Regions from separate parts of the Mus musculus genome. Here all the other regions are linked to region 1. Evidence: chromatin loops called from intact Hi-C (ENCODE). Cell type or tissue: left cerebral cortex. All regions are shown on one strand. Each heading gives the region's core, and the rest is flanking DNA. Links, peaks and the distances in the headings are about the cores only.

Region 1 (8,358 bases), core at 137-8,136:
TCTGGCATGATAAATATCACCACACAAGTGGGACTCCGTTGGATATGTATCTTTCCTAGCTATCTTGTCATCCTCCCAGATGATCTACCTAGGAGCTGACAGAAACCTATTCTCATTTTCCTGTGGGAAGTGGAAGAGGAATTGAAAACTGGCAGGAAGAAGGAACTGACTGGAGGTCCCAAGGTAATCTTTCTATAGTTACTCACCCAATCTCTGAACACTACACAGAAGGAGATGCAGCTGTGGCTTTCTCCTGCTCTGTTTCTTACAGAGTAAGGGGAAAAGTCAATTGAAAAAGTATTTAAAGAGCTTATGGGCTGCATCTTAGCCTCACTGGCAAGCAGAAGAAGCCCAGCAGGAAGTTTGGCAAGTAAAGTGGAAGCTTAAGAATTCTTTGAAAAGTTGGTTGGATGATGTTTTGCTGGGACAAACACATGAAGGAATATTTAGCTGAAGTGAACACTGGAGAAAGGACTTTCTGCTGAAGCAAGCATGTGAAAGGACACATGATAAAGGATTCTTTACTAAAAACCTGCATGTATTGGTCCCGTTTACATTGTGTAGTTGAGCTCCTTTTTGTCAGAACTCCATAGAGAGAAGGGAGCCAAAAACTTCTGGTGTTCTGCCGTAGACTCAGGCTGATTGGCCCAGTGATATCAGCTAAGACAGATCTTCACATCGCTGAGAGAGGCACAGCCAAGAACTTCTCTTGGCGTTCTGTCTGGTTCCTCCTTCTGACTGGAGGCTGAGGCTTGGCTGTCTCCCTAGGTCGTGTTACTGCTGTTGCTGACCTGATATTTCCATGAAGTGTTTGTGAATGGATTGAGCTGCCACCGCTAACCTGTGAACTGAACTGCCAATTTCTAGATAACACAGATTCGAGTTGTTCCAAAAAACCTTTCTAAACAGGTCCACTTCCCTTGTATATTTTCTTTCCCACTACCTCTGGTGGGTGGTGGGTTAAAAGGGAGGTTAAAGCATTAAAGAGCCATCATTAAAAACAGACTTTGAAAAATTAAATTTACAGGCATAGATTTTTAGCATGCCAAAGAAAACATCAGAATTTCTACTTTATTCCAGTTACCTGTTCCCTCTGGCCTTTGAATCGGCCTTGAAAAGAGAGAGGTGGGGTAGACTAGGGTCTAACAATGCCCTTCAGGGACACATCTTCAGTGACCTAAAACCTCCCACAAATTCCTGTCTCCTAAAGTTTCTAGAACCGTTCAAAGGCACCATAGTACTAATAAAACATCGATTTTTAGGGGACACTTATCCAACTATAGCACTTCCTGTGACACTATTATCAAACTCTAAAGGCTGCAGCTTCCCTTCTAAGAGCTGGAATCAAGACTGACAAAACTTCCTTTACCTCTATTCCTTAAACAGAATTATAACTTGCTTGTGTTTTCAAAATAATTTTTTTCTAAATGTTAAAGGAAGCTGCAAGGTAAAAGCGACAAGACACATAGTATAATGATAGCCAACTCTAGGAACCACAGTGGACAGCAAGCACAGAGGGATTTCTTCATACACAAACCGAATAATAAGGAATCCCCCTCTTACCAAATTACTGCATTTGTAGGTCTCAGCCTTATGCGTGCTCTGATAGAAGGCTGAGTCAAAGGACTTGACCTGGGAGGAGGAGGGTAGAATAGCATGGTTGCAGGTTCCATATCATCCTGTAGAATCTCATCTGGTGCTGTGGTCTTTATGCCCCCAGTGGCTAATGCCTCCCAGGTCTTGGTCTGTAGTCAGCACTTCTCTTGAATGACTCAACTCCTCTTTATTTGTCTCCCTCTATGTTCCTTCTTCTCGTCTAGCACCTGGTGCTATCATCTGCCATGCTGGATAATAAACGCCAGAAAGAAAGTCTTTCCTGACTATTCTCCTGTATCCAATTGTCATTTAGTTGCTGCCAAGCAGCTTCCTCAAATCTCTTTTTTCCATCACATCCTCTCATTCACAACTTCCTCTGATCTCCAACTCCCAAGTCTTCCCACAATCGGGTCACTTTCATCACTCATCTGGATCATTGTCTCAGCCTCTAACTAGCTTAACTTCCTTTCATGTATTCCTCATAGAAGGAATAAAACATTTCAAATATAAATGCAATTAGATCATTCCTTTCCTGATTACATGTCTGAAAATTTCATCATATACTCAATGATTATAATTTCAAAAAAATCAATTAGAATCTGACTGTTTACCTTTTAACTCCTCTAGGACTACATCCTTACATACACACACCCATCTGCACATAATATTTGAACTTGGTGGCTTGACACGTGTGCCTGATCCTGTCATTCTGAGCCACTACACTTTCTCTAATATGTTGCTCTGATATATGGAACTTTGTCTAGCTCTTTCCTTTAAATGAAGGAACCCGATCCTTTGCCCTTTGTCTAGTTTCACCTAATAGTTGTTAAGTCTTACTTGCTCTACAATGTGTTCTTCTTTTTCAAGTGTGTGTGTGTGTGTGTGTGGGTGTGTGTGCAAGTATACATGCATATGCATGTAAAGATCACTGAACCTGGAGCTCATTGATTGGTTCAATAGGTTGGCTAGCAAGCTGGAGCTCTGCTTGTCACTGATTTTCTCCATCTTCAAAGTTATAGATGTGTGCCACCATGTCTAGCTTTTGCATCTTTGATGAGGAACTAATGATGAGACCTCATGCTTACAAAGCAAGCACTACTGAGGGAGCCATCTCAGCTGGCACTGAGTAGCTGAACACTAACTGGGACTAATACTGTCCATGACCTTGGATTCTGGAGCTTAGTTGAAAATTCACATAGAATGCATAAAAATGGAGTCACTTGACAAATATTGCCAGACTGTTGTTTTCAGTTGGGTTTTGGCAATGTGGACCAGAAAGACAAGGGCCAGACTTCTTTCTTGTCAGCAGGACATTTACCTTGAACTATGTGATTCATTACATCATTCCACAAATGGTGTTGTGTACTTTAAGCAAGCAAGTTGCCTAACCCAGTTTGTAGGCAGAGAACTAAGTTTGAAGAGAAAAGTTCTTTTTCTTTAATCTACTCTAATTTCACTTCATTTTTCCCTCTTGTTTCTCCTGTAGATGAAGCCCATACCTTGTCTGTATTTCCCATATCCATCTTAAGCAGTCTAGAGTGCTCTGGAGTCACTCTCCTTGTGCTTTCTTTAAGGATGTATTGGTGGGAACAAGGCTAATACATCTCTTAAGGTGGGGTTTTAACTTCTGAATTTATTACCCTGGATGTTCTCTCACTGGTAGGCCCTACTTGAAGTATCCTGCAGAGGAGGGGATGGTGAGGGAAGCCACCAAAGACAGAAAAAGGGATTAGTGTTCATTCCCCCCAGACACCTTCTCCTCCTCATGCTGATTCTCAGTCAATAAGAGATTAGACAGGGGAGAAGGTTTAAACATAGCTATGCTTGTTCTCATTTCCTGTTAATCCTCTTCCCTCCATTCACACTCTAACACATGTACAGAGTCCTGGGCATGAGTCGGTGGATGAGCACACCCACCCACACAAAGCCTCCTTTTGGTTTTGGACTTCTCTGGGAAGCCACAAGCAGAGATTTTTACTTTTATTTTCCAGAAAAATGCAATTCTGACAGTAGTGGAAGAATCTTGTGGTCTTTGAGATCTGCGTAAGATAAAGTGAGAAAGGAGAGGTGTGGGTAAGAGGAAGGAAGAGAGAAAATAACCAAATGGAAAGATGTTTTCATCATGATTGTGGCTGGGAGAAAGAGACCCTTAAGATTAACATAGGAAAAAGTAGAAACTATGGAATACCACATGTCCATAAAAAAACACCAAGTGCCAGATTCCTTTATCTTCTATCATGAAAACAGTCTCTTAGAACAGACATGGAACCTGCTGATACCCTCACAAACTTGACTTTTACTGTTCAGATAGATGCTATACTCTTTCAGTAGAGGCATCTATACTGAAGGGAGGCTTCCTGGCTATGTTCCTTATATGGGAATTTACATGTTCCTCTCTTCAGTTTAGCTAGATTTCTGCTTCTTGAACTATACCTCTCTTTTGCTCAGGGTGAGTTATGGTAATACCTTTAATTGTTTTTTATTTCTGTTTCTTTTAAATATTTCTTTACTCTCCAGTGTTTGAATATTCAATGTTTAACTTCCATTGATGCAGAGAAATTACTTTCATTGTCAACTTAAAAATTCTATCTTAAACCATACCCTACTTGGGACAGAATAGCTTGCCCCCCACCCCCAACTATTGGCTCCCAAGTTGTTCAGTACATCCTTAGTTCAAAAGCAGTGATGGGGTGCAGAGTCTTCAAGATGGATACAGCTCTCTGCAAAGACTGTGAATAAGCATTTTAGAAACTGGTTTCATACCTTCATCTGAAGGCACCTAGACTGCAGGCAGATAGAACCAGGGCTTCTTTCCCCTGCATGGAAGCAATTTACTGGCTGTTGTTTATTTAAAACTGCTGGCCTGCTTTTCATTCCCAATATGTGACAAGTATGGAAATCAAATGAGAGAGAATAGGAAAATTCCTCAGCACAGTGGCAAGCCCCTTGATAGTCACAGAATAAATAGAAAATCTTCCTGTGTATGTGTGTTGGGGGTGCATGGAAGAAGGATTTGGACACTACAAAAAACAAGATGTGTGTCTCTTGGATAAAGTTTTAAACCCTAGTGTTGTGTATATCACTCTATCTTGCCTTTCCTCTGTTTTCCCCAACTCCAATTGCAAAGTGCTTTATAATAATGGTTGGTTATAAGTGCCAGTTGGTACTGGAGTTTTTAAATTATATTTATCTTCTGTGTGTGTGCAGGTATGTGTGTGTGTGCAGGTGTGTGTGTGTGTGTGTGTGTGTGTACATGTGAGTGCAATGTGTGAACCATGGTACAGATATCAAGATAGGAAGGTAACTTTCAGGATTTAGTTCTCTCCTTCCATCATGTGGGTTCCAAGAACTGAACTCAGGTTATTCGTGTTGGGAAGTAGCATCTTTACCTGCTGAGTAGTCTCATCAGTCACATTGCCTTTATTTTCATCACAGCCGTCATTGCCATTGCTGTCTCAGTGGTCCTCATGGTCCTCTTCTTTGTTCTCATTATCAACATCTTTTTACTTGAAGCTTATTTTATTTTCTCTATCTGCATTTTCCTCCCTGTGGGATCTAAATAAGAAAGCTGAGTAAATTATATTCTCTAAACTTTTCTGCCACTTGGGTTCTTTTTTGGCTTTACTGGTAAGGAGACATTGTGAGAGGAGAGAGGCCTAGGTTTCTTCCCTTGTTTCTGCCTTTTTAAATTTTATTTTATTTTATTTTATTTTATTTTATTTTATTTTATTTTATTTATTTATTTTGGTTGTGTTTCTGGAAAGGGCTGCATCCCTTTGTGATCCTAGCAGCTCTCTTCTTGGTGCCTAGAATCTCAGCATGAGGCACTGTCTAGTACTTCCCAGCAGAACTTCCTGCTTGGCTCCACCACTGCCTGGAGCCATCTCTAGGCTGGGAACAAGGACATCTCTGCCTTTAGCTCTGTCGGCCCTACAGGAGGCGGCTGCCTCCTGCAGTGATTCATCTTTGTGTTGTCATGGCACTTTTTTTTTTTAAACGTATTCAGCCTCAGCCACACTTTTGTCACTGGATCCTTTACTTCTGAAATGTCAAGTTTGTTAACTGTTTTTTTTTTTTTTTTTTTTTTTTTTCTGTTTTGTTGTTGTTTTCCTTCTTGAAAACTGACTCTTAAAGAAATTTCGTTTACTCACTGCATGGAGGCAGGGATTACAGTAATTTACTATCAGATCTTTTAGGGCTAACTGCTTAATATTAGTTCCCCAGTCAGAACATTAAAATGGAACTAAGTAACTTTCAAAGCCACTTTCTCAGGGCTACAGAAGACAAAGTGAAACTTATGTGTCTCCCACTTCCTTCAATTATTTCTGGCTGTATGCCGAAAGCCCTACAGGTGGTTGTTTATGCCCACTTATCTTAGAGTGATAATAACAAAAGTCATTTATTCCACCTTGAATTTTTTTCTGTTGTGTATTTTTTTCCATCCCCCATACCTCTTTTCTACCTCCTCTGCTGCTATCATTGGCAAAACCATCTTGAAGAAAGGCCTTCAGCTCCAGAAATGGTGCTTGAAGAGCTAATATTTATTGACTACTTTCTCCGTATTGTAGTACTACTTTTCTAACATGAAACTGGTATGCATAAATGTTCTCATCTACCCAGGATTACTGATGGGGGCAAGTGCCGAAGCTAGGAATCTAACCAATTACTTGCTCTTAGTGGGGTGTCATGCTTACATACTCCAGGACAGGAATCTGGTCAGGAGCTAGTTCAAACTCTTTCCTTTCTCAATTATGAGATTTATCAGGGTTCTGAGCTTGTTACAGCCTTACCAGTTCTTCCATCTAGTGGCATGGTTTACTGACTCACATAGGAAGACAGATGTAGAATGGTAGATTGGTGTGGTGGAAGACTTAGAAGATAACGGTTGGAAGGTAACCTTAACAGAAACCGAGGTAAGAGGGGCCAGAGCACAGGTGAACCTGTGGATTATGCTGTGCTTTCTAGAACTCACGGTCAACAGCCCCTATGGGTCTCCTAAGACACTGAAACTGAGGACATGTTCGTTCTAACATGAAATCAAGGTTTTCCCACCTGCTCTTTCCCTCTGGTTCTTAAACAACAACATTTTGCATTTATCTATTTTGTATGTATGTGTGTTCATACATGTATATGTGCCTGTCCCTGTCTGACTCTCTGTGTTGTCACAACTGTACCAACGTGTGAATGTGGAGGTTAGGATAACTTATGGGAGTTGGTTCTCTCATTCTTTTACCACGTGGGTTCCAGAGACTGAATTCAGGTCATCAGGCCCAGTTTTGTTTTGATTTTATTGATTTTTTTTAATGAAAGAGAAAGAATGAGGCAAAAAAACAAAAACAAAAAACACCCAAAACCAAAAAAAAAAAAAAAAAAGTTGGATGAGTAGAGAGGGCAAAGGGTATAAGAGAAATTGGGAGAGGGAAAATCATGATCAAAATATATTGTGTAAAAATGTTTTTTCTTTCTTTCTTTCTTTCTTTCTTTCTTTCTTTCTTTCTTTCTTTTTTTTTTTCTTTCTTTCTTTCTTTCTTTCTTCCTTTCTTTCTTTTTTCTTTTCCTTCTTGCTCCAGACCCACTCACACTGGCCCCACTCACTCTTGCCATAATTTTTTTTTCAATAAAAATATTTTTTATTATTAACTAAAACTATCTCAGTTTGTTTGTGTGGGAGTATGTGCAGATGAGTACAGTTGACCATGAACACCAGAAGAGAGTACTGGATCGATAGGAATTGGAATTACAGACAATTGTGAGGTACTTGACCTGGGTCTGAGAACTGAACCCAAATCCTCTGCAAGAGCAGTGTTTGTTCTTAACTATTGAGTCATTTCTCAAGTACCAGTAATGTTCCCTGTAAGACACTTTTGTTCTTGATCCCCATCCACTTGTTGGCTTGATCTTAGTCTTTGAGTGTGGAGGAGTGTTTGTTCCATGCCTGATCCTCAGGGTGTCTAATTATCTTTTCTCATTCATTCCCATCTTTTTCTACCTTCCCCTTCTATTTCTCCTACAGTTTCTCTTCATTTCTTCCTCTGTCCTTCTCTCTTTTACCATAGATAGGATGTTTATGGTTCCAAATAATGTGCTGACTAAATGGGTGAAAACAATAGAAAGATTGTCTCAGGAAAAGCCAAGTCTACCAAAAAGCCAAGTCTGAAAGTATGAAGCTCCCAGCTTTGTGTCTTTAGTCATTTGGTCCACATTTGCTTTGATTTCAGCATTCTTGATTGACCTCTGAACTGCTAACAAATGGCTACTCAGACAAACATACAATACCACACTCAGGAGAAACAGGTCTAGAGCCTATGCTGCTTTTTGCCTGTCTTTTTTTCTTCCTTTGAAAAAACCCCAATGCTTCCTCTTACATCTTACTGTTTAAAATCAGAGCTCAAAACTAACCTTGAATGGATCTTGGTCAGGGGGCCAGAAAAATTATATTGGCCTGGGCTGTAATACAAAAGGAATAACTTATCTAGGCTGTGACTAATCTGAGATTTTTACCTGTTGCTTCAGTTTTCCAGATAACAGCAGATGACACCAACACTTGGACCAGACACACAATACTGTGACATTCACAGAACAGCAGGTGACATGAGCTTCAGGTACTCATTAACTTCCTTGCTCCCAAAACTCCCACAAAGGTCAGCATGGAGGAACCTATGAAGACTAGCAGTTTAGGATCTCCAGGCTTGGGGAACTCAAGTATTTTCTAATAGATTACAAGGGAACCTTGGTGCATGTAAGTTAATACAAAGCAGTCTA
Region 2 (8,358 bases), core at 101-8,100, 290 kb after region 1:
AGGATAGACATTGAACTAAGTGGCCTTCACTATCAGCTCATCAATGATGCAAGTCATCAAACCTAAGACTTGTTTTTACCACTTATAAAAATGTAAATGATGATTTTTCACAGAGAAGGACAGTAAGGGTTAAACAGGATACACTAATAAAATTTCCCATTATATAAATGTTTAGAAAGTACCACTACACACACTGGCATACAGTTTAGCATTTTAGCTTTTCTAACTGACCTACACAATTGAGGGCTTAGACAAGTTGTATGTGCTTTTACTGTATCTTTCTCACATTCCTGCTAAGTACCTATCTCAGTGACCTTTATCTCACAATAAAACAAGAGCATAGTGTTTAAACAAAGGCATGTAAAGTACTGGGAAAGTGTTTGAGACATGATGAGTATGCCTCCTGAGAAAGCTGCTGCTGCTGCTGCTGCTGCTGCTGCTCCTGCTGCTGCTGCTGCTGCTGGAGACACGGTGATCTATTAAACTGTGAACACCATCAGTTTACAAATGCATACATATTTCATCCCCTAATATATATTCAGCACCAGAAGCTCAACATTGAGGGAATGCTCAAATTGTTTAATGGATAAGTGAATGATAATATGTGCTATCCTAAATTTAGATGGGGACATTGTGGTAGTTAATACTCATTGTCAGCCTGGCTGGATTTAGAATCACCATGGAAACATGCCTCTGAAACTATTTCTTTCAAAGAAAAGATCCACCCTCAGTGTGGGTGATACTAGCTCATGGGCTCAAGTTCCAGGCTAAATAAAAAGTAGAGATCAGGATGAGCCCCTGCTTCATGAGTAGAGATGTGGTGTGAGCAGATACTTCATTCTCTTGCTACCATAAGGACTTCCCAGCCATGATGAACTATACAAGTGACCACATAAATCTGTTTTTCCTTGATTATTACTGGATATTTGTCATAGTATTGAGAGAGTAACTGAGACAGACATGGAATCAGGGAAGAGAATGCTTATCCTACTGCTCAGAAGTAGAGGAATATCCTTTGGTAAATCATCATGAAACAGAGAAAGTGCATATTGTCTTGGGAGACAGGAAACCCAAATTTCAGCATTTACTCTACCTCTGTCTTCCTCTTTAGCCCTGTTCTGTTCGCCTTTTTCAAACCCAGGTTTCAATAAAAGAGAAAGTGACCGTGGTAAGATCTGATCAAGATAAGAGCATGCAAGCTGGTGTTCTCCAGGCTGCATGCAGCCACCAGTACATGTGCCTTAACTTGCACTCGAGGGAATGTAATCAGGGTTTACTAAATGTGAACCAGAAAATATCACATGTAACTTCTGATGTATATTCTTCTCTGAAAGCCTTAAGGGATCTTAGAAATAAATAAGAGTATCCAAACTGGAAATGAAGAAAGTAAATTGTTCCTATTTCATCCTCTATACGAAAAGCAGAAAGATCCCACAAATCCCTCTTAGGTTTAATAAATGATTTCAGTAAAGTCATAGGCTACAAAGTCAACATACACAAAACAGCAGACTTTGTGATAACAATGAGATTCTGAAAAGTCAGGGAAACCACTTATAAAAGCTACAAGGATAAAATAAAATACTTAGAAATACATTTAACCAAGGAATGCAACAACCTATACTAATGAAATATTCATGAGAAAAATGAAGATAGAGAGAGTTGAAAGTGCCACAAGACTTTCCAGAATAAACCTCCTGATAGTGAAGCCCAACAATGAATGCCTCACTCACCATTCCAGATGATTCTTGCAAGAGCCTCAAGACAGATGACACCTATCCACACTCAACCCAAGTTCTAGCATGTGTGATTCTCAGGCTGACATCAACTCAAAAGTAGTGCATGGAGATGAAAACAACAAGGATGATCCTCAAGCCCTCAAGACAGGAGGCTTGACAGTGAATATGACTCCAGGCATACAGAGTTTTACCTGAGTTGAACATCTAGTGCAAGTGTGTTGCTTTATCCTGGCTCCTAGGCTACAAAGGATTGTCCTCTCCTTTATAAATGTTTATAAAAACATTTCATCCCTGGCAAGACATTAACTCCAGGGGCTTTAGGAATGTGACTGACACAACATGATGAGTTCTTTCACAAAGGCACATTGGCTCACTGTTCTCCATCCTTCAGGAAATGGCTCATGCTTTAAAAGATAGTTAGATGCTAGACAGATGATAGATAGATAGATAGATAGATAGATAGATAGATAGATAGATAGATAGATAGACAGACAGACAGGAAGGAAGGAAAGAGGAAGGAAGGAAGGAAGGAAGGAAGGAAGGAAGGAAGGAAGGAAGGAAGGAAGGAAGGAAGGAAGGAAGGAAGGACAAGTCCTTTAGAGATAGCATGTAGACTCTGTTCCCAGAGCAAGAATGTATTTCATTCCTGGATTTAACTCTTCTTTTTCTAGTCCAAATTCCCAGGGCAGGGGACACAGTTGAGTGACAGATCATTTCTCATCTCAAAGGCTTGTTTTCTATAGCCAGAGATATGAGATTCCTATGAAACTAGGAGCAAGAAGAAGTGGTGAATGAAGCTCATTGGGAGAAATCTTCATTTTGTTAAGGATGGACGAGACATCTCTACACTTCTTATCAAGACTAGGCTCATTGACTTCCATGGAAGAAAGCACAGTATTTTACAAAATTGTGAAAAGACAAAAGTCACAGCTCAGCTATCCCACAAGAGTGAAGAATAATTTTTCTTATCTGCAATCAGAAGGGCAGAGTTTTCTAGGGTGACATGTTTTCCTCAAAGAGTAAGTGAGGAATTTATTAGAAGACCTCATATGGAGAGGTGCTTTGGAGAAGGTACACTTCTGCACATGTTTAATTTAAGGTACATATTTTTGACAATGCCATTAGAGTCATACTTCAAGGAAAAAAATGTAGCAGAAAGGCACATCCATGCATGCTGCGGTGACATTGTAAAGCTGCGGGGCAATGATTCCAGGGGGCTTACATTGTAAGTGTCACAGGTACACAACAGGAACTTTCTGGTTGCTTCTGGCTTGCATCATCAGTAGCCTGCCACTAATGTAATAGGAAAGAGAAAGCAAGGAATGAATGATCCAGCTTGGCTTCTAGAATACAGATATTCCAGAAACTAATCATTTGTTCCAGGACCCCTTCCCTTTTAAATCCCAGCAATCTAAGTAATGTTCCCAGTCAGTGGTGACACTCTTCAAGCTTTTAATGACCAAAGGAAAGAGCACCATTTGAGAAGAGTTGAAACAAATCTATCCCCAGTCCTCTGTGCTTTTATGGTATCTAAAGGGTGTCTGGTAGCAACAGGATTTTGCTAGTTTGCGTTCCCAGTAGGTGGCTACAATTTATAATGCTAGAAGCCCTTTTAAAGTTCACAGACAGGAAAGGCTGTCTTTACATCCATAGTAAATGGAAATTGAATTTTCATTCTATAAACACTTCAGATTTTAGTATAAACAATAGGATATGGCTTCACATAAGTTACTATTATCTTAAATGCAGGTTATGTTTAATTCCAGCTTATTGAATCCCTAGGTAATGTAAGGCAGCTGTGATAAGGTGAAAACACTTTCCATGTGATTTACAAGAGGTTATTGAACACAAAAAGGCATTTTTATTTACACTAAGGTTCTGAATTGGTTTAATGTTGGAATAGTCTGAGGTAAGTAATTTCTTACTCAACTACCACTTAGCTGGGGTACCAGCTCCTTCATCAGCTTTGTCAATGGAAGAATAAGCAAGCTAGGCCTCATGATGCACATTAAAGGTCCAGCTTACAACCGACCCTGTCTGGATTTTATTCATGTCATGTTTTTGGATAATTTGTGGCTATGGAGATATCTGAGGTATTGGACACACTCATTCCTTTGTGTAAGAAGGATAGATGCCAGACATGTCTGTCAGGCTTTTAGTCACTGTAGCAAATACCGGAAGAAGCAGCTTAAATGAAGAAATCTCTCTTTTAGCTTATGTCATCAGAGATTTTCATCCTTTCATGATCAGTTTCAGGACTGAGGAGAGGAAGAAACATCATGGCTATAGCAGGAAAATGAAGTAGAGGCTACTCATCTTATAGTAGCTAAGGAGGCAGTAAGAAAGGATGAGGATTGAAGAGGGAGGCAGAAAGGATATGCACACTGACTTTCCTACATCCGCTAATAAAAACCTACATTTCAAAAGACCCCCACTCTCAATTTAAACTAGATCATCAATGGGACTGGTCAGCACTGGAACTGCCCTCCTCAGTTCCTAGGACTTTTGGTGGCTTCAACTTACTGTGAGACACTGAACAGAGGACTGCAGAGGAAAATACCTGGGGAATCTCCCCAGCTTTCAGAAACATCGAAGGGAACAATCACCTCTTGAAGAATCGGCTCTGGAAACCATCTCTGATGCTGTTCTAGCTTCCAGAGGAGAAGCCTCCCACACTCCCCTTCAGCATGACACTCTAAGAGAGGAGCAGCTTTTTGTACTGTCTGCAGATCATTTTAACTGTTGAAACACTACTTGCCTTTTAACCTACACACCCTCGGTTAACAATTTGCTATATTAAACTCCCTCTGCTTTAAATACTTGCGGTTCTCCTGAGGGGCCAGACATCTCCGTCCCTAAAGAGAGAGAAACACTCTGGAGCCATGCAAAGAGCCTTCATTCTCCAGAGTCACAAAAGATTAGCATTCTGCTTTTTTCATCCTAGTGGCTTACAGCAAGGTCTGTGACCCTGGCCAGTGATAAAGATACTTGTTTCTTGGGCTTACTGGGAAGATTTTAACTCATTTCACATGTATAAGATTATATAAAATGACCTGGTTCACAGTAGATGCTCAAAAACCTAGAATTGAATTCCTTGATAACAACAGGAAATAGATTCATCTATTTTGCTGGTTACTCAGTTCCATGTTATTAAGCCTTCAGCTATTTCAGGGTCACAATCTATATCCTTTGTAACAAAGATTCGAAAGTGGAGGGAAAGAAAGACAAAGGCAAGCCAGGCATGGTGGCATATACCTGGAATCCCACAATTGGAAGTCACAGCCAGATAGATGTCTTTGAATATGAGGCCAGCCAGTCTATGTAGAAAGTTCCAGGCTAACTGCAGTTGCATGTTAAATTATTGTGATAAATAAATAAATAAATAAATAAATAAATGAATGCAACTCCATTTAGGAGATATGCAAAGTCCCTTAAGTAATTTTCTTGACTTATTCACCTATTTACAAATATAACAATTAAGTTAATTTTTACTGTTTGAGAATTTCACATATGCATGTAATATGTTTTGACAAAGCAAACCCACATTCCCCCTCCTCTAACCATTCTTGCCACTCTTTCCCCAAACTTCATGTGTTCTTTTGTTTACTTTGAACCCACTGAATCCACTTAGTGTTGCCTGGATAGGCACAGGTTGCCTGGGATCATCTACTAAAATAGGAATAGCATCTCAAGGGCTGCCTTTGAGAGATTTCCCTGCTTTTAATAAAGGCAAAAGTTGGATCACAGAAAGATATAGTAGAAAGCTTGTGCTGCTTCGCCAGTGGTTAGATTCCAGAACTTTCTAGGCCTGCTATCTGAAGTTGCAAATGAGAATAAGAGTTTGAAGAGGAAGTGTTAAACTGTCTTGAAAAAGATAGAAGACAGTAGACTTATTTCCTTTTAATCTTGTAAAGAAAATCCAAGAGACATGAGCAAGTAGAGGGACAAAAAGAAAAGGAAAAAGAAAAATAAGAGAAATGTGATTGAGTTGGGGGACTTGAAAGGCCAGGGAGATAAGGAGGTAGCAGAGACCAGAAAGATAAGCAGCTGCGTCTCTCTAATAAAGAGTCCTCCCCAGCTCTCACTTCTAAGAAAATTCTATCTCAGGAACCTGTCACGGGAGACATAATCCACCTCTGAAGGACAGCTTGGAAAGCAAAAAGAAATAGAGGTGGCATATGTGGCTGCAGGGAGACCATGTCATTTCAAGGCCACTCTCATCTGTGAAGCACCATGAATGTGATCCCTTGCCCATTTTCTTGAAGTGAATGATTAAATGCAATATTCAATACTTAACTATTTCTTTTTAATCTCTGTATTTGTGAATGCTTGCACATGCTAATCATAGGACTACTTGGGTGGCAGTCCTTCACTTCTACCTTGGTTGATCCAGGTTCTATTATTCACTGATGCTGATGCCAGGCTAGGTGATCTGTAAGTTTCTGGGGAGTCTCCTGTCTGTAACTTCTGCACTTCTGAGTGGGCTTGCAAATGTACATTTCAGCATCTGAATTTACATAGACTCTGGGGATCTGAACTCAGGTCCTTGCCTGGCACGTAGTGGGTAGACTACTTGTCTACCCACTGAGCCATTTCCCTAGCACAGTCCTTAACTCTTTAAGGAATGCATTTCTCTTGTCTCCAGAAAAAAAAACAAAAAACAAAAAAAAAAAAAACTCACAAGCATTCATTTGTAAATTGATAGTTCTTTTCCAAAAACCACCCATGGGAAGAAGCTGCCCATCACTTCTCTGCTCAGAGAGCAACAAGGACATTACTTGAGATAAGGCACAAGCATTCACATCCAGTTGGACATGACTGCATTCCTGTGCAGTGTCAGGAGGACTACTTCAGAGCCTTATTCACTCCCTCATCTAATAATGTTCCTAGCCATACCCTAGGATGGATCACAGCAATTTTTTGTATAACTCTGGGAAAACTAAAATTCAAAATGGTGGATAACACACGAAGGTCATTTGAATCTAAAATCTTGTGTATCTAAGACAAATATGTTTCCTGAAGTTACACAAACACACACACACACATAGAAAAGCATGTACACATATATACATGTGTACACACCATACAAGATTGCTGTAGGTGTGTCACACATATAAGTCTTTACAATAAAATTTTAGGACACAATGAGCTTATTAGAATAAATTTTATATACTAAATGCCTGGTGAGAACCTTATATTAACTAGTATTTTATTTTATTTGTTGGAGGTAAGTTATAGTCTAAGCAAATTGTGGGCATAAATGACTGTCTATAGTTAGTTCTAATGGGTTGCATATTACTATTTTATGCCTCTTTGAGGCACAAAGTACTTATATAGTTGTCCCACGGCCATACAGATTGTAAATAGCAAGTTAGGAATTTGAACTGAGATGGTATATCTGAAGAGTCTGTGCTCTAGATGGCTGTGTTAGCCACTAGATTACCCACCATATTTGTGGAGTTTGAAAGTGGATATTCATAGAAGCAAGGGGAGGGGGCTGCGATAGGGGGTTTCTGGAGGGGAAACTGGGAAAAAGAATAACATTTGAAATGTAAATAAAGAAAATATCCAATAAAAGAGAAAAAAACAATAGAACAATTATGTTAACAAACATTCCAGAAAGTCGTGAAATAAAATGCTTTGTTTCCTTGTTAAATAAAAGAAAAAAGGAAAAAGAAAAGAAGAAAGTAGATATTCTATTGTTAATCTCAGGGTGTAGACAGAGACATTGAAAACAATATCCATTGTACCCTTCTTATATAATTTGATCTCAGGCTAATAGAAAGTTAGCATCACAGCCTAGGTTCTGGCTAAAATGGAACTTACAGACTAAACCCACCAAGTTTTTAGCATAGCCTTCTTTGCTTTCCAGATGTGATGAGATGGGATGGTAAAAACCCTGGACCAGGGGCTGGTGAGATGGCTCAGTGGGTAAGAGCACCCGACTGCTCTTCCGAAGGTCCTAAGTTCAAATCCCAGCAACCACATGGTGGCTCACAACCATCCATAATGAGATCTGACTCCCTCTTCTGGAGTGTTTGAAGACAGCTACAGTGTACTTATATATAATAAAAATAAATAAATCTTAAAAAAAAAAAAACCCTGGACCACACAGGCAAGCAAGTAGGGAAGCCAGAATGAAAAGAGGAGTTTCCAGAGTACACAGTAGATAAAGGAGTCTTTTCATGACCTTAGCTTGCTTGTGCTATATCCCTGAGGATCAACCCTTGACTGTGTGATTCCAGGTAGTTTCCCCACAGTCCCAGTACTGCAGTCTTGAAAAGTAAGGAAAGAGACAGGAACAGATATGAATAAAGATACACAGAACCTGTTAAAAACAAAACAAAACCTCCCTCACCTGCTGTGATCACTGACCCAACTGATCTGAGCCCCAAGGGAGCTGTGGAATCAGGGGGCAACTCTGAGGAACAGGAACTGAACATGAAATTTTCAGTAAGTCAAATGACACTTGAACAAGCGTGTCGTCTAAAACAGAAATTGTATTAGTGATTTTCCTCATTGCTATGGTCAAATATTCCCAAAGAAACAACTTAAGGAATTGATGCTGGCTCACAGTTTTAAGTGTACACAGTCCATCATGGTGGGGAAAGCATGTGTGGTG
Region 3 (8,358 bases), core at 101-8,100, 310 kb before region 1:
AGGCATGCATCAATTGCTACACACACACACACAAAACATACTCTTAAAACTTGATTGGGGATTTTTTTTTTCAGTACAAAGACTATATGTGCTAATGAAAGACCATTTTGGCTGCCATCTGAGGAAAAATGAGAGCATCAGGATGATGACATGGGACATTATGGGTCATCTGTTGATGAAAACCACCCTTTTCTGAAATGTGGCTGCATCTGCTGGGTGGCACATTAAGTTATACCCCACCAAGGAGAGAGCGCTATGAAAATAGAATACATCCCCAGGAAGCAAGCAGAATCCATTGCCCAGCTTCTCCATCAGAGCAGCACAGGAGCCAGGCAGCAGCAACAGCAGGCTTCCTGCACTCAGCATTTTCCTTGTAAAAAACAAGATCACTAAGTGACTTCCACATCCTGCCTTCATATGCTCACCCTAGAGATTATGCAGCCCTTGCCAGTTGATGCATTTGCTCCATCTTTGCTCTATCCATTTTTCTTTTTGCCATGGAAAAGAGCTTGACCAAATAACTCACATTAATATTTCTGATCCATGCAAATGGCCAAATGCCTTAGAGATCCCTAAGCCTCTTTGTTTACAGTGCCCCTAGCCCTTGTATGTTGTTAGTGCAGAAAGTAGCAAAAACATGTTGCTTTATGCTTTCAGCCTTCTCCTTGTTAATCAGTTGTTAATGAAAATGATTAGGTGGGTGGTAGAGGATATGTCATAGGGCAATTGGTTGCAGAGGGGAAACCAGGAAGGTGGAACAACATTTAAAATGTAAATAAATAAAATAACCAATAAAAAAGAAAATGACTAGGTGGTTTTTAACTTGGGGCTTTGTATTTCCAGAACCATATGGATGTTTCCTTAAAGGAGCAATTACATCATCTTACCAAGGAACTGGCCTTAAAGCAGAGGTCTCTCTTAGGTCCAAACAACCCACACACCTATGGTCACTTGATCTTTGACAAGGGAACTAAAACCATCCAGTGGAAAAAAGACAGCATTTTCAACAAATGGTACTGGCACAACTGGCAGTTATCATGTAGAAGAATGCGAACTGATCCATTCTTATCCCCTTGTACAAAGCTCAAGTCAAAGTGGATCAAGGAACTCCACATAAAACTAGAGACACTGAAACTTATAGAAGAGAAAGTGGGGGAAAAGCCTTGAAGATATGGACACAGGGGAAAAATTTCTGAACAGAACAGCAATGGCTTGTGCTGTAAGGTTAAGAATCGACAAATGGGACCTCACAAAATTCAAAGCTTCTGTAAGGCAAAGGCCACTGTCAATAAGACAAAAAGGCCACCAACAGACTGGAAAGGGATCTTTACCAATCCTAAATCTGATAGGGGACTAATATCAAATATATACGAAGAACTCAAGAAGCTAGACTCCAGGAAATCAAAAAACTCTATTAAAAATGGGGTACAGAGCTAAACAAAGAATTCTCAACTGAGGAATACCAAATGGCTGAGAAGTACCTGAAAAAATGTTCTACATCCTTAATCATCAGGAAAATTCAAATCAAAACAACTCTGAGATTCAACCTCACACCAATCAGAATGACTAAGATCAAAAACTCAGGTGACAGCAGATGCTGGCAAGGATGTGGAGAAAGTAGTCCTCTATTGCTGGTGAGATTGCAAGCTAGTACAACCATTCTGGAAATCAGTTTGGCAGTTCCTCAGAAAATTGGACATAGGACTACTGGAAGATCCAGCAATACCTTTCCCGGGCATATACCCAGATGTTCCAACTTGTAATAAGGACACATGCTGCACTATGTTCATAAAAGCCTTTTTTTTATAATAGCCAGAAGCTGGAAAGAACCCAGATGTCCCTCAACAGAAGAATGGATACAGAAAATGTGGTACATTTACACAATGGAATACTACTCAGCTATTAAAAACAAAGAACGTATGAAATTCTCAGACAAATGGATGGATCTGGAGGATATCATCCTGAGTGAGGTAGCCCCATCACAAAAGAACACACATGATATGCATTCACTGATAAGTGGATATTAGTCCAGAAACTTAGAATACCCAAGATACAATTTGCAAAACACATGAAACTCAAGAAGAAGGAAGACCAAAGTGTGAGTACTTTGTTCCTTTTAAGAATGGGGAACAAAATACCCATGGAAGGAGTTACAGAGACAAAATTCGGAGCAGAGACTGAAGGAACAACCATCCAGAGACTGCCCCACTTGGGGATCCATCCCATAAAAAAAAAACACCAAACCCAGTCACTAGGCAGATGCCAACAAGAGCCTGCTGAAAGAAGCCTGATATAGCTATCTCCTTTTAGGCTCTGCCAGTGCCTGGCACATACAGAAGTTGATGCTCACAGTCATTCATTGGACGGAGCACGAGGTCCCAATGAGGGAGCCAGGGAGCTGAAGGGGTCTGAAGTACCATAGGAAGAACATCAATATGAACTAACCAGTACCCCCAGAGCTCCTTGGAACTAAACCACCAATCGAAGAAAACACATGATGGAACTTGTGGCTCTAGCTATATGTAGCAGAGGATGGCCTAGTTGGTTATCAATGGCAGGAGAGGCCCTTTTTCCTGTGAAGGCTCTATGCCCCAGTATAGGGGAATGCCAGGCCCAGGAATGGGAGTGGGTGGGTTGGGGAGCAGGGGGAGGGATGAGGGGATAGGGGTTTTTGGAGAAGAAACTAGGAAAGGGGATAACATTTGAAATGTAAATATAGAAAATATCTAACAAAAAATTATCAAACAATAAAAAAAAGAAATTTGAAATTACTATGTTCTTGGGTAAAAGCTTGCTATTAAGTTTTAAGGCCCAATGACAGTGTGTGTGTGTGTATGTGTGTGTGTGTGTGTGTGTGAGAGAGAGAGAGAGAGAGAGAGAGAGAGAGAGAGAGAATAAGGATGCTCAGATATGCATGTAGAGATCAGAGATTGCTATTGCATGTCTTCTATTTCTCCTATCTTATGTTCTGAAACAGGGTGTGTGTGTTTCTCAACTTGGACCTTACCATCTCCTCTAGACTGGCTGGCCCCAAGCCCATTGATCTGTGTAACTCCAAGCTCCCAGTGCTGCAGTTACAGATGTGTAGATTTGCACCTAGCTTTTTCCATTACTGCTGAGGATCTGAACTGAGGTTTTCTTGTTTGCACAGCAAGCATAATACTCAGTAAGTCATCTCTCAAGCCTGTTCTACCAAGATAAAACATACAGTCCAGTGTTTCTCAACTGGGGCACATCTTCCCACAAAGGGGACATTTTGCAAAGTGTGAAAACATTTTTGGTTTTCATAATCCAGATGGTGCAGCTGATAAGCAATTGACATCTAGCAGGCCAAGAAAGGTGCTTTAAAAATCTATAATAAACAGGACATCCCCACAACAACAAAATTTCCACTTCCAGAGGTCAATAATAGCTAGGTTGAAAGATCTCACCTTAATCAGAATGGGTTGGAGTCTCATTAATTCTTTGATTTGCATATTCATTTAGCAGTTGACTATGAAGAGGCCAGTAGGTGTCAAGAACCATTTTGCTTGCAGTATAAACTGAGCAATGAAGTCCAGATACCTGTTCCCATGGAGATAATAGTGTGGTCGTATACATCAACAATAAGTACATAAATACATAAGACCACTGAGAAAGTAATATTGGCACAAATACAAAAATTATAAAGAAGTGAATTTGTGCTAGGACTTGGGCTATGTTAGCTAGGAGGTCACAGGATGTCTCCCTGAGTGTCAGCATTTGTTCTGAGATGTGAACAAATGTAGTGTGTGTGTGTGTGTGTGTGTGTGTGTGTGTGTGTGTGTGTGTGTGTGTGTGTGTGTGTGTGTGTGTATGTGTTGGGGAGGAACCAAAATACCTGAAAAAGAACAAAGAATGAGTAGGAGAAAGAGTAGGAGAAAAGGTTAGGGTACCTCAGCTGATGTTAATAAACCTGTTCTGGAAAAGGCCAGGTGTTAAATATTATCAACTTCGGGGCCTATACAGGCCTCTCTCAACTACTCAATCCTCTCCTTGTCTTGCACAAGCAGCCATTCATGCTATACAGACAAGTGGATCTCCAATAAAACGTTTTTATAAAGTTGGGCTATTTGTCCAATGTCTGGTATAAGACCTTATAGGACACAAGAAAGTATTTCAGTTTTAAATGAACAATTTTAAACAGGGGAATTAATAATGACATTTTCAGACTGTCCTTCAAAAGAATAATGTAGCCACTGTCTCGGTAGCCTTAGGCTCCTCATTTCATCTCTCTGGGCCAGAATTTCCTGATGTTTAAAATAGAATTGGCTGGTCCCCTAGATTGATGTTAGGCTGGGGCGACACAGATGGAGCGAACGAAGTGTAGTTTGCAAATGTGAGTTATCGTGACTGTTAAAAGTGTTCCCATCTGTGGAGGCCCCGAGCCCTCCCATGTACCGCTACAGCGTTCTAGTATGAGCGATCACACCAATTCATAGCAGGAGGAACTTCCTCAAACTCAGGAGGCAAAATTACTCACTTGCCATCACATAAGGAAAAGCAGTTGTGTTTGGGTTCCCACCTGCCAGCCTGCGTAATTTCAGCTCAAATATAGACTTCGTGCTCATAGCCTCATGGGGCTGCTTCTCCCCTGGTAAGCCCACAAGTTTTATTTTCTCTGCAGAGGCCTCACTTCTCCACCAGCAAAGAGATTTTCTTTGCCTGGCTTATTCTTGACAAATATACCATCCAGTCTGGAAAGTGTCCAGAGGAAGCTCAGAGTGAGTTAAAGGGCGATGAAAAGACAGGTGCAAGGTCCCAGGCCAACAGGTGGCAGGACTCCAAGGAAGGTGCAGGTGCTTTGGACACTTCTCACATGGGAAGCTAGGTCAGGTCAGGGGCATCCTACTTAGGGCAGTGCTCAAACTCCTTCCCATGATCCTCCAGGATATAGCTCAATATTGCCTCTCTCACTCTGCTCTTAGAATGGTCACTCCTCCTGCTGTGGTCACAATGTTTGCCCCAAACACCAGACACACATTTCCTCGGGGCCTCTTTCAAGCTTTCTAGTTAACATCATTCCATCTTTTTCTTTGCCTGTCTAGCAACTTCACAAAAATCTCCATTGTAGTTTTCCTGGACAAAGATCTTCTCTTTTTTTTTTTTTTTTTTAAAGATTTATTTATTTATTATATGTAAGTACACTGTAGCTGTCTTTAGATACACCAGAAGAGGGAGTCAGATCTCGTTACGGATGGTTGTGAGCCACCATGTGGTTGCTGGGATTTGAACTCTGGACCTTCGGAAGAGCAGTCGGGTGCTCTAACCCACTGAGCCATCTCACCAGCCCAAGATCTTCTCTTTGCAGCACACTCTGCCTATCACTTTTTATCCATTATTCTGTTATATTTAGTGCTCAATAGTGTAACACACACATCTACTTACCTGGAATTGAAGTCTAGAACGATTTGTTTATCTGCTTCCTGTCTGTCTGCCAACCTTAGAATATAAGCAAGTTAAAGGCAGAGATCCATCACATGCATGCTGTCCCTCTGAGTCCTGCTCAGGAGTACTTGGCATTCAAATAATTATTCTGAAAGAATGAAAAGTCCTTAGTGAGAATGGGACAGATGCTAGGTGCACCTAGTCAGCTGGTTACTTGTGACTCAAGCCAGTAGCATTTGAGCTCTATAACAGATGACAGTAACCCAGCCATTTGAAATCTGGACTCTGTAAAATATTCAGGCTATCTTAAAGTAACACTAGCTTTTAAAACAAATAGACCTTCGTATTTCACTAAAACCATCTTTGTTTTGTTTTTGTTTTTGTTTTTATTTGTTTGGTTTTTTGAGACAGGGTTTCTCTGTATAGGCCTGGCTGTCCTGGAGCTCACTCTGTAGACCAGGCTGGCCTCGACCTCAGAAATCCACCTGCCTCTGCCTCCCAAGTGCTGGGATTAAAGGCATGCGCAACCACCATCCGGCTGACCATCTTTGTTTCACACTCATTTAGCAATCTATTGTGGCTTTTTTTCTATTAATGAAAGACTTTATGTGATTCAGGAACTCTGGCTCCTTCAGTTTCTGTGGCCTGTCATCACTAAGAATTGTGACTCCTCTGATTCCAGTTTATGTTGAGGAGAGAAAAACTGGAAAAGGCATGCACACTTGCCATACCCCAGGGCATAGAGGATTCCCTGCCTTACTTCTACTCTTTTCTATCCTTCTTCCATTGGTATGAAAAGATCATGTCTTTACCTAGCTGCAAGGGAGGATCAAAAACTTGACCACCAGCTGCTTAACAGCAACAGCTCTGTACAAAGAAATACTACGTGCTCTCAACTCCAACTGCTGTTCGATATTTGACTGTCTTTATTTCTTCTATGTTGACAACTTTGCCCAGAACTAGGACAACTTTGTCCTAACACAAATAGCCAGTAGAGATCCTCAAGCTTGCCAGCCTATAAATCTTTGAAATAAATTCAAATCCCATGCAAACCACAAACATGGCCACTTTCCTGTTACCACCATTCCTAAGGTAGCCTTCAGGATGCTCCTAGGAAGCAAGTTAATCACACATCTCGGAAAGAATATTCTGCTGACTTTTTCATACATTACTGACTCCTTAGATCCCTGAAATTGCTTCCATTGAAAGTCACCAGTGACCTTGGTATGAACAGGATTTTCTCTCTACAGACTATATTCTATATGCCACCTCTGCAAAATTTGATACCATTTGATTCCTGCTGGTAGCTCATGATTTTCTGAGCTCTCAATTCTCTGTGTTTATCTCTGACCATCCTCACCCTGTCCTTTCCTTTCTACTCAATGTTGGTGTCACTTAAATCCTCCTCTCCTTATTAGCAATGTTTTGCTGAGAATGCCCTTCATGGCTGAAGCATTCTCATAGTCTCCTGTATTGCCATAACAAACTTCCACCCACTGCATGGCTTATAAGATCAATGATAGACTATTTCATCTTTCTGGTTTTTAGAAATCCAAAAATCAAGTTGATCATGGGCGAGTTTCCAAGCTGGAGACTCTGAAGGAAAGTCTGACTAATGCCTCTCTCACAGACTCTGTCTCTGACAGTCTTCAGAATTCCTGGCTTATAAATGCATTGATGTATCCTCAATCTATCTCTTCATCTGGCTGTTTTCTGTGTCCTTCCTTTTTTTTTTTGTAAAATCGACAGTCACTTGCTTCATAGTCAACATGCCTCATGTCAAGACTTCAGTGTAATTTTATCTTCAAAGTCTCTCTTCTAATGTGGTTATACTCAGACTGAGAGCTAGGACTTTGACATATCTATTGGTAGAACATTACACACTATATTACACCTTCCAAATTTGTAACCCCTTCACTAGATTTCCTTCTAAGCTCACCATCCCATATTTCCAACTTCTTCTCCATGTTTTCACAGGAACCTCACATGCACATGGTCAAATAAGCATGTTGAAATGATTTCCTTAATTCTGATTGTTCTTGATTCTCTTTAATGGGAGATGGCTCACCATCTGTCCGCTTTTCCAAGCTAGCAGCATGAGGCACATCCTGGATTCCTTCCTCTCTTGCCTCCCACTTTCAATCTGAAACTGACTTGCATGAATATAGCTGGGAAATATCCCCCAACTCCTCCTCTGCCGGTGTCTCCAGCTTGTTACAGAGCTCAATATTTTTCACTCCTGGTTTGCCCACAATTTCTTCACTCACTTCTTCCTTAATTTCTCCAATTTAATATTAGAACTGTTTGCAGAACAGTTTCCTCCTAAAGCTTCAACAGGTTCATGGAAGAGGTCTGTATTCCTTCATCTAAAATCTGGGTTTTATGAAAGCACAAGAATCTTTTGGATTTAAGAGATGCCATGTACAGCATATTCTGTAGGTCTATCAGTACACCATGGGATAACACCATCATCGCAAACATGGATGAGTACTGTCTATGAACATCCACATGAAGAGGGTTAAAGATTGTGAAGAAATGCCTTATAAGTTCAGCTGTGTTCTCTATCAAATTAGTTTGTGCCAACACATGAAGAAATATTCAGTTGTCAGGTTTCTGAGTTTCAAGAGGGTAGATGATGGCTTCTAATCTTGTATTTTCTTTGTGGAAGTTTTTATTGGTTCCCAATTGTCTCATCCATTGGGCTTTAAAAACTACTTCTTTACTGGGTTGTGACCTTCAGATATGTGCATGCTGATCACAACATTTTTAAATGTTCAAAGTGGCAAGCCTTTAGGATAAAGAGACTTGCACAGACTTCTACTGCTCCCTATAGTGTTTTGAACATATTAGCTCAAAATTTACATTTTTCTTTATCCTGAGTATTTGACCTTCAGTAACATTGTCTCTAAACTAATAGTTACACATAGTGTGATGTGCAAATCTCTTTAAAGC

Evidence for each region. Peaks named below come from ENCODE experiments on the same cell type or tissue, not always from the same donor. Only the 100,000 strongest peaks of a DNase experiment are listed, where the experiment ranks them.
Region 2: it touches region 1 in a loop (11-fold over the local background); 2 of 42 quality-filtered maps call a loop at or near these places.
Region 3: it touches region 1 in a loop (25-fold over the local background); 3 of 42 quality-filtered maps call a loop at or near these places.

Annotation. Positions count from the first base shown.
Region 1 is chr8:73,917,873-73,926,230 of GRCm38, forward strand. No RefSeq gene overlaps it. Among named protein-coding and RNA genes, the nearest start is that of Large1, 570 kb to the left of the region's middle. In left cerebral cortex, for the core only: a CTCF peak has its summit at 5,523; DNase peaks (open chromatin) are centred at 669, 3,494 and 5,510; H3K27ac peaks cover 999 bases.
Region 2 is chr8:74,204,088-74,212,445 of GRCm38, forward strand. No RefSeq gene overlaps it. Among named protein-coding and RNA genes, the nearest start is that of Isx, 660 kb to the right of the region's middle. In left cerebral cortex, for the core only: no CTCF peak of the experiment used is centred there; DNase peaks (open chromatin) are centred at 715 and 4,437; H3K27ac peaks cover 1,298 bases.
Region 3 is chr8:73,607,314-73,615,671 of GRCm38, forward strand. No RefSeq gene overlaps it. Among named protein-coding and RNA genes, the nearest start is that of Large1, 260 kb to the left of the region's middle. In left cerebral cortex, for the core only: no CTCF peak of the experiment used is centred there; DNase peaks (open chromatin) are centred at 4,480, 6,993 and 7,529; H3K27ac peaks cover 2,131 bases.